Linked DNA regions of Mus musculus: region 1 is linked to region 2. A link is a contact called in ENCODE Hi-C or POLR2A ChIA-PET data. All regions are on one chromosome and are shown on one strand. Each heading gives the region's core, a stretch centred on a gene start or an enhancer-like site at or near the end of the contact. The rest is flanking DNA. Distances are from core to core; before and after follow the strand shown.

Region 1 (4,454 bases), core at 1,415-3,914, 37 kb before region 2:
ACCCCAGGCTTCCTGATTGAGCAAAAAGTGCTCTTAACCACTGAGACATCTCTCTGGCGCTTTTTGTTCTGTTTGTTGGCTTACTAGTTTTGGTTTTGGTTTGTTTTGAGACAGGGTCTCCTATAGCTCAGGTTGTCTTCAACTCAATTCCTAGCTGAGACTGATCTTGAAAGTCTGATACTTCTACCTGCACCGTCGAGGACTGGGCTTACCAACAACCCTGCACCTGATTTCACCCAGAGCCGGCGGCGACTGAGCCCCGTGCTCCCTGTGTGGTAGGCAAGTGCTCAGCTGTTCTCCTCCACACCTCAACCCTGTGTTAAGGCACCTGCATTATCTCCACTTTGCAGCCTCAGCCCGTGCCAGCCCTTCTGCGTCCCCAGTAATCAGCACTTTCCTTTCCCAGTCTTTTCAGGTGTGTGCCTCTTTCTGGACAGAAGCTTTGGCCAGGACTGTGAGGTGGCACACCCTTTGCTCTTAGATGAGAGGTGGGTGGCACTTTGGGCCAGGGACACTTCTGTGTGATGGGCTCTCTTGCTCAATCCCAGTAGTTAACTCCTGACCCTCCCCTGCTGATAAGAACAGGCTATCTTTAGCCCCAGGGTTTAGAAAGATCTGGTAGGAACCTGCCAGATCTTGTGCCAAGGTCACTGGCACAAGTTGCACAGCTAGAAACTGAACCCTGGGTCCCCACCCACCCCCAACCCCCATGCTTGACTGTGTGCTAAGCAAGCATTCTCTCACTGACTTGCACTGTTATGCAATTTACTGACTTAGGCCCAAGGAAGGAGGGTTGACTTGACAGGGTCACACAGTTGCCAGGTGGAGATGGAGCAGTTTCTACTGAGAGCTCAGGGGCCCAGCTCACGTCCAGACAATCAGATTGCCAACTGCCCTCCCTGCCCACCCCTCCATCATCACTTCCCAATTTTCGTTTTATCTTATTGTTGTTGTCTGTTTGATGGCTTCATATTTTCAAAAATCCTCTTTATTGTTGGGGGGGGGGAGCGGTGTGTCACCACAGATGTATACAGGTCAGAGAATATGATAGAAGTGAGTGTCAGAGAATATGATAGAAGTGAGTGTCTGTGTCTGTCTGGGTTGTATTTTTTAAAAAGATTATTTATTTATTTTATGTATAGGAGTACACCATTGCTCTCTTCAGACACACCAGAAGAGGGCATCAGCTGGGCAGTGGTGGCACACACCTTTAATCCCAGCACTTGGGAGGCAGAGGCAGGCAGGTTCTGAGTTCGAGGCCAGCCTGGTCTACAATGTTAGTTCCAGGACAGCCAGGGCTATACAGAGAAACCCTGTCTCAAACCCCCCCCCCAAAAAAAAAAAAAAAAAGACATTGGATCTCACTACAGATGGTTGTGAGCCACCATGTGGTTGCTGGAAATTGAACTCAGAACCTCTGGGAAAGCAGTGAGTGAGTGCTCTTAACCGCTGAGCCATCTCTCCAGCTCTGGGGTATAGGTATTTAAGGAGACAGGGTTCACTTTGTAGTTCAGGCTGGTCTGGAATTCACTCAGCACTCTGGAGTCCCATGAATGGCAATTCCTCTTCCTTAGGCTCCTGATTCCTGAGCCACCATGCTCAGCTTCGGGGTTCACTGCTCTTGTTGCCCAGGCTGGCCTGGAATTTACCTCCATCCTCAAGCTCCCATCACCTGAGTGCTACATGCTAGATACATGCTAGACTCCTACTTAAAGATTTTATTTTATTTTATTTTTGAGACAAGGTCTCTATATAATCCTGGCTCTCCTGGAGCTTTATTTGTAGACCAGGCTGGCCTCAAACTCTGGGATCTGCCTGCCTCTGCCTTCCCAGAACATTGGATGCTCTTGTAGAGAACCAGGGTTTGGCTCCCAGCACCACATGATGGCTCACAACCATCCATATCTAGCTCCAAGTGGTCAGATGCCCTTTTATGACCTCTGCTGACACATACATACATGTAGGCAAAACGTTTACCCATACACATTAAAGAAAGAGAAATAAGCCTAAAAAATAGAGACTGGTGAATGATTGTGGTGGCATGTTCCTATAATCCAACCACTAGGAGGCAGAGGTAGATGGATCTCTAACAAAGAGCTCCTGGACAGCCAGTTCTACATAGTCTCAACATCTCACAGCTCACACATCCCAACCCCCGCCAAGAAAAAAATAAACCCAATGAATCCCAGTTTTATGTATAATTAATATATTCCTAAAGTAAACTAAAAAAAAAAAACAAGCAAAAATAATAAACCATCCGTTACATTGCCCTTCAAGCAGCGACTGATACCTGCAAATTTCTCTAAGAGTCGCGCAGCTTTCCAGTTTACGCATGCGCAACAGACTCCTAACGCCCTGGACTCTCCCCGGAGTTCATAGCCCGACAATCGACGCACGCGTACCAGGCCAATCGCAAACTGGCCACGTGTGACACGCCCCCCCCCCGCGCCGCCGCCCCCCCCCCTCCCCCGCCTACGATGATTGATCCTCACACCTGAGTGACAGAAGAAATTTCGCACAGGATCTCCACAAAATGGCCGCTCCTTCCGAAGCGCTCTGTCCCCTCGCTGATTGAGTCCTGCAGGAGACGGACGTAGGAACGATCCAATGAGACTTATGCGCTCTGGGGAGGGGGCGGGGCCCGTGGTGAGACGAATTTGCGCGGGTTCGGACTCGGCGCGATCAGTCATGGCGGCTTTCCGCGACATGGTGGAGGTGAGCAACTGGCTACTGAGCCTGCTGGGGGCCAACCGCGCCGAGGCGCAGCAGCGGCGGCTGCTCGGGAGCTACGAGCAGATGATGGAGCGGCTGCTGGAGATGCAGGACGGCGCCTACCGGCAGCTTCGGGGTGAGGGCCGGTCCCCTGCGCCCCAGCCCCGGGGGACTTCTCGGGGGGAGCTGGTACTCCTGGGCCTCAGTTTCCCCATCTGACAATTGCCATGGCTCAGAGGCGTCCAGATAAGTGTCATAGCTCACAATGCGCGACTCTATACGATCGTACTTCGTAGCTCAGGCGCCTTTGGAAGTCTTTATGATCCAGCCCCCACCTCCACTCCTGCTCGCCGTTCTTGAGGGTCTTCCGAGGGAGAGCAGTCACACCCGAGCCTTGATTTCTCCACCGGTGAAACCGTTGTCATGACAACGGTTGTCATCTAGGGACTTAAGCGTAATTAAATATAGAGTTAGCAGGGCACGACCCTTTATTAACTTTCCAGGACTCAGGCTTAAATGTAGCTCTGACTAGTAGAGAACTACTTAGCTGAGAAATTCAAAGAACCTTTCAGCTCCTCAGTGCCTTGGTCACAGGTGTGAGCAATCTCCCATCTCAGTGTCCTTCCCTGTCAAAGGTTTGTTTGAACTTTGTTTTGTTTTGTTTCAAGACAGGGTTTCTCTGTGTAGCCCTGGCTGTCCTGGAACTCACTCTGTAGACCAGGCTGGTCTCGAATTCAAATCCGCCTGCCTCTGCCTCCCAAGTGCTGGGATTTAAGGCATGCGCCACCACGTCCGGCCCTGGGAACATTTTTTAAAGTTTCGTGCCTTCCCAATAGACTTGTGAACAGAGCCTGCCGTGAGCTGGACCTCGGGTGACAGCAGGGAAGGAGTCCCTTGGTGGCTGGCATCCTACTGGAGAGGAGACAGGATAACATTTGTACTGCAGTGATGGGCTGAGGAGACAAATGCTTTCTATCATTAGGAGGGGTAACATGGGCGGGACTGGGGAGGGGTTTCTGCAAAGATATTGGGGGAAACCTGAAACTGTTGAGGGGGCAGGGATACACTTGACTGGCATGCATGAAACCCTGGGTTCCATGCCAGGCATGGCAGAATGGGCCTGTCAGACCAGTGTTCCAGAGACAAGCAGGAGGGTCAGGAATGGAAGGCTGGAAGGAATTCAAAGCAGCCTGATTGACAGAAGACCAAAAGTAAAATGAGAAGTTTTATCTCTGAGATTGTAGCTCAGAGAGAACACATGTGGCTACAGGAGGCCTTGGGAGCAAGCAGTAGTAATGAAGTAAAAACCTGAGGGCTGGCAGGATGGTTCACTGGGTAGAGACACTTGGTGCCTACCTGACGATGTTAAGTTTGATTCCTGGGAGCCAGGTGGTAGAACTGACCCCTGCAGCTTGTCCTCTGACCTCCACACGCAAACCTGCTGTTTCTTCTTTGAATGAGTCATTAGCGGCTTGAACATGTGCTCTTAGAATTTGGGAGACCGAAGCAGGAGGCTGCTGAGAATTCAAGGCTAACCTCAGTTACATAATTAGCTACAGAGAAACCCTCTGTCACCCTCACCCAGGTCCCACCCCACATGCCTTTTGAGGTGGGTTCTGCGTAGGTAGTACAGTGCTTGCCTAGCATGTGTGATGGAGGCTCTAAATTCAAACCCAATACCATAAGATAATTAAAATTAAGTAATTTGATGGCTATACTTTGTGACCTGCTTCTGTAGAATA
Region 2 (4,331 bases), core at 876-3,375:
TGTGTGCATGTCGAATCTTTTCCTTCCTTCCTTCCTTTCTTTTTTTTTTTTTTTTTTGGTTTTTCTAAACAGGGTTTCTCTGTATAGCCCTGGCTGTCCTGGAACTCATTTTGTAGACCAGGCTCCAGGCTGGCCTCGAACTCAGAAATCTGCCTGCCTCTGCCTCCCAAGTGCTGGGATTAAAGGCATGCGCCACCACCACCCGACTAGTGCATGGCGAATCTTAAAACAGACAAATCGTCCAGTTAACACATGTAACCCTAACATAGAGCAAGCTGTAGTCACCGTCGTTGCTATGAGCATGAGAGTCTGGGGAGACCAGCACCGGGGCCCTTGGCCTTCCGGTGAGATGGGAAACCTCAGCTCTTGCTCAAGACTTTATAAAATGGTTTTCTTTCTTTCTTCTTGTTAAAGAAGGCAATGATGGGTGAAACGCAAGCTGAGCAGGGTATCTGGTCTAGCCTTGTCTACAATTATAACAGGATAGCTAAGTGTTTGTCTCAGTGTTCAACCTCTCCCCTCTCCCTCTCTCTTAGTCCAGGGTTCACTGTATAGCCCTGCCTGCCCTGGAAATCACAGGAATCCACCTGCCTCTGCCTTCCAGGTGCTGAGACTACAGGTGTGCCCCAGGATGCCCAGCTCAGCCAGGCTGTCTCAAGGAAGCATCCCCAGGGATTGTCCAGTTGACAGCTACTCACAGCTAACTGAAGGGCACTCCTGCCAAGCTCCTGTGGGGTCAGAACCGAAGCTGGTTCTGAGGAGGAAAAAGCAATTAAAATGTTCTTGGCCAGCCAGGCTGACTGCAAGAAAAGCAGTAACCCAGGCATTCATGGACCCTGGTTCTATCCATGGTGTCCCCAAATCCAGGCATGGTGGCACATGCCTGTCATCCCAACACTCCCGAGCTGAGGCAGGAGAATTAGGGGCTAGAGACTACACAGTGACTTATAGGCCAGCCTAGGCTACATGAGACCCTGTCTATAAAGTGAGGGAGAGGTGGAGCACTTTTCCCAGTGCTGCAAAGAAGTTGTTGGTGAGATTGTAACACCATCTCCCTTCCTGTCCAAATTCCAACGCCTCTCCTAAAACTAAAGTCCACTTTATGGATCTGTCCAATCCTACACGTTCAGAGAGTGGGAACGAACCAGGCCTGCAAAAGTCTTTGCCAGGTCCCTGGCCCTCCCTGCCTGATGGTCTCAGCTACGGGTGTCTGGGTTGCCTGAGGCACATCTGCACCAAACCAGGGAAGTAGGGACAAGGTAGGGACTGAAGGCTCACAAGGAGGACCCAGCCGGCCCGGATGTGTAGCCCCACCCCACCCGGGAGGGTCGTGCAAGCCACGCCCCTGAACATCATCCTCTTCCTCCATTGGGCGAGGGGAGTGGCTCGAGGCTCGCCTGTTCCGGCTGCACCCAATAGGAGCTCGGGGGTGCGGTGGGAGGTGGGGTTAGGGCGGAGTTTTGGGGCACGCGGCAGTAGCCGGGTTTGAGTGCAGTGTGGAGACCCCCAAGTCCTGTAACTACGACTAGCGACCCCAAAGTTGAACAGCTGGGCCTGGGTCTCCCCAGCCCTTAAAACGAATGATGGGACCCCTCCTCTTGGATTCCCTCACACATAGCTCTGAAAGACACCTCTGACTTGGGAGAGCACCCACCGGACTCCCCAAACCCACTCTGACCCCCTACAGCTCTGGCACCCTATTTCCAAAACACTTCCCTCCAGCCACGTGGGAAGGACATCACATCAAGTTCGCACGAATGGTTGTATTTCTCGACCAAAAATAAAACCACTCGGGGCTCTCCGAGTTCAGGACGGCTGCCCCTGACCCCGGGCAGGCTCCTGGCGCAAAGCCTTACCTGCAACTCCGGCAGCAGCCAGGAGCAGGGCGATGACCCAGCGACGCATCAGATCCGCGGTGCTCATCCTTAGCTTCTGCGTTGCGTCCTCACTCGGATCACAGACCCCGAAATGTTCCCGCTGCAAACACTGGATCGCGGGCCCCACGGTGTCTCGGCTGCGAATCTGGGCTCGCAAGCCTCACGGTGTCCCGGCTGCAAACTACGCCGCACGCCCAGAGTCATTCCCAGTACTAGGGGCGAGGTTTCCAGGCGGGGGAGGAGTCTGCAATGGGGTGATTTTCAAAAATCTTCACCTCACTGAGCGGGGAGGAGCTTGGAACGGCCGATGTGACATCGTCTCTTTTAACCCCTGAAGCTCCCGCAGCAGTGGGAAGTTCCTCAAATTCCTCCCACAGAATTTCACCGCTTCCCGGACACTTAGCCGCCCGCGTTGCTGTTTGAGTGTTCAAGGGACGACCCACGCCCTTCCACACCCTGGGTCGCCTTCTGACGCTTTCCTTTCCACCTCCAAAGCAAAACAGAAGTATGCGAAGCCCCCTCCCACCCCCGACCCCTACACTTCTTGCAGCAAGTTTGCTTTCCTGTCTAGGAATGGGCACATAGATTTCTGACCCAAGTACAGTTGCAGGTTTTATCTGGATCCGTCCATAAACACAAACACTCAGCGAGAAATGTATATAAAACGCGGCGGCGTGTGCGGGTGAGCGAGTTGGCTCAGTGGGTGAGGGTGCAAGCCTGAAGACCTGAGTTTGATCCCAGGGATCCACATACTGGAAGGAGAGAGAACCAGAACCAACTCCAGCAAATTGTCCTCTAACTTCCACACACACTCCCCTGTACTAATTAATTAATTAGAAAGAAGAAACATTACTTGGTTTGGGGGGTAGGACCCAGTAGTTAGAATAATTATAATTATTAATGGAAGAATTCCATAGCAAGATATGGTAACACTGAAACTAGGAAGAAGGCAGGCAGATCTCTGTGAGCAAAGTCCAAACTGGTCTGGACAGCAAGTTCCAGACTAGCCTGGGCTACACAGATTCTGTTTCCTCCTCCTCTTCTTTCCTTCTTTCTTTCTTTTCTTTCCTTTTCTTCTTTTGTTTTGTTTCTGTTTCTGTTTGTTTTGTTTTTCAAGACAAGGTTTCTCTGTGTAGCCCTGGTTGTCCTGGACTCTGTAGACCAGGCTGGCCTAGAACTCAGAGATCTGCCTGCCTCTAACTCCTGAGTGCTGGGATTAAATGTTGAGTGTTTACTACCACCCCACTACCACCTGTCAAGAGACCCTGTTTCAAAGCTAAAGTTGAAATTATTTTAAATAATTCATCTGAGAATCAATGGGTTCCTTCCTGTGTTGACAGAAATGTTGATTTTTGGTTTATTTCCTTAGGCACCTGCTGGTACCGCTTTATCCTGTTACAAGGAGTTGAACACACAGAAGGGCATCTCTTCCCTCGAAGCAAAACCAACCACATGTGGCCTTTTTCCCCTCTTGACACTGGATGGCTAAACCAGAAGGCTGTCTGCCATGGATAGAGAAGTTTTGATGAATCAAAGGCTTAGGGATTTTCTAAAAGGGACTCAGATTCTGTCCCTGCCTAGCTCCCTGCAGAACAAACCAGGGCTAGTGTGTTGGCTTAGTGCATGCAGCCAGGACTGACCTGATGTGAGTTCAAATCCGAGGACCCACATGAGAGGAGAGAACTCGTCCCTGTGACCTGCACATTCATATTGTGATGTGTCACAGGCAGTAATAAAAAAGTAAATAATACATAATGCAAAACAAACTACCAGAAGCTGAACCGTGAGACAGGAGAGAGAACGGGACACACTGCATTGGGTTGGTAGGGTACCTGGCTTCGTCCCCAGCATCACGTAAACCAAGCCTGTTGTCACAATCTGTGGTCTCAGCACTCCCCGAGGGAGGCAGGAGGACCATGAGGATAGCCTCAGCTACACAGATAGTAGAAGCCAGAAGACAGAAAGGTGTAAAAAGCTGCTTTTGTGAGTTGATTTCTCTCGGTTTTTGTTTGTTTGTTTGTTTGTTTGTTTTTGAGACAGGGTCTCTCTATTACATGGCTCTGGCTGTCCTGGAACCCACTATGTAGGCCAGGCTGGCCTCAAACTCAGAGAGATCCATCTGCCTGTCAAAGACATGTGCCACCGCCCGAACAGCTTGGTTCTTTTTCTCCCTTGAGTTTTGAGGCGCTTATGCGTGTGCTCACACGTATATGTAGGCCAGAGTTCAACGTCAGGTGTCCTCCTTGGTTGCCTCTCACCTAATTAAAACTCATGGTATTACTGAATTTTGTGTGTGTACACACATGCCCATGAGTGCTGGGGGTCAGCTAACAGCTTACAGAAGTCCGTTTTCTCCTGAGTGGGTCTCCGTCCCAGCCTGCCACACATGGCAGTTCACACATGGCAGCTCCCTGGCTTGGCAACAGGAGACTCACTATAAATAACCTGTAACTC

Evidence for each region. Hi-C counts contacts between places; a loop is a spot of excess contacts on that map. ChIA-PET counts read pairs that join two places held with the same protein, here RNA polymerase II (POLR2A).
Region 1: a loop to region 2 is called in a map of gastrocnemius, with 2.1 times the contacts of the local background. The contact joins the promoter of Spc24 here to the promoter of Ldlr in region 2. A Hi-C loop is called at or near these places in 2 of 37 maps with a recorded cell type or tissue (gastrocnemius and heart). POLR2A ChIA-PET finds 5 or more read pairs at or near these places in 4 of 5 experiments (Patski and embryonic stem cell).

The regions. Positions count from the first base shown.
Region 1 is chr9:21,758,513-21,762,966 of GRCm38, reverse strand. It overlaps Spc24 (SPC24, NDC80 kinetochore complex component, homolog (S. cerevisiae)), which reads left to right and starts at 2,664. Exons shown (of 5, transcript NM_026282.6): 1 at 2,664-2,848. The coding sequence starts at 2,689.
Region 2 is chr9:21,721,370-21,725,700 of GRCm38, reverse strand. It overlaps Ldlr (low density lipoprotein receptor), which reads right to left and starts at 2,125. Exons shown (of 18, transcript NM_010700.3): 1 at 1,857-2,125. The coding sequence starts at 1,923. Gm26511 (a long non-coding RNA gene) reads left to right here and starts at 2,345. Exons shown (of 4, transcript XR_001779098.2): 1 at 2,345-3,860.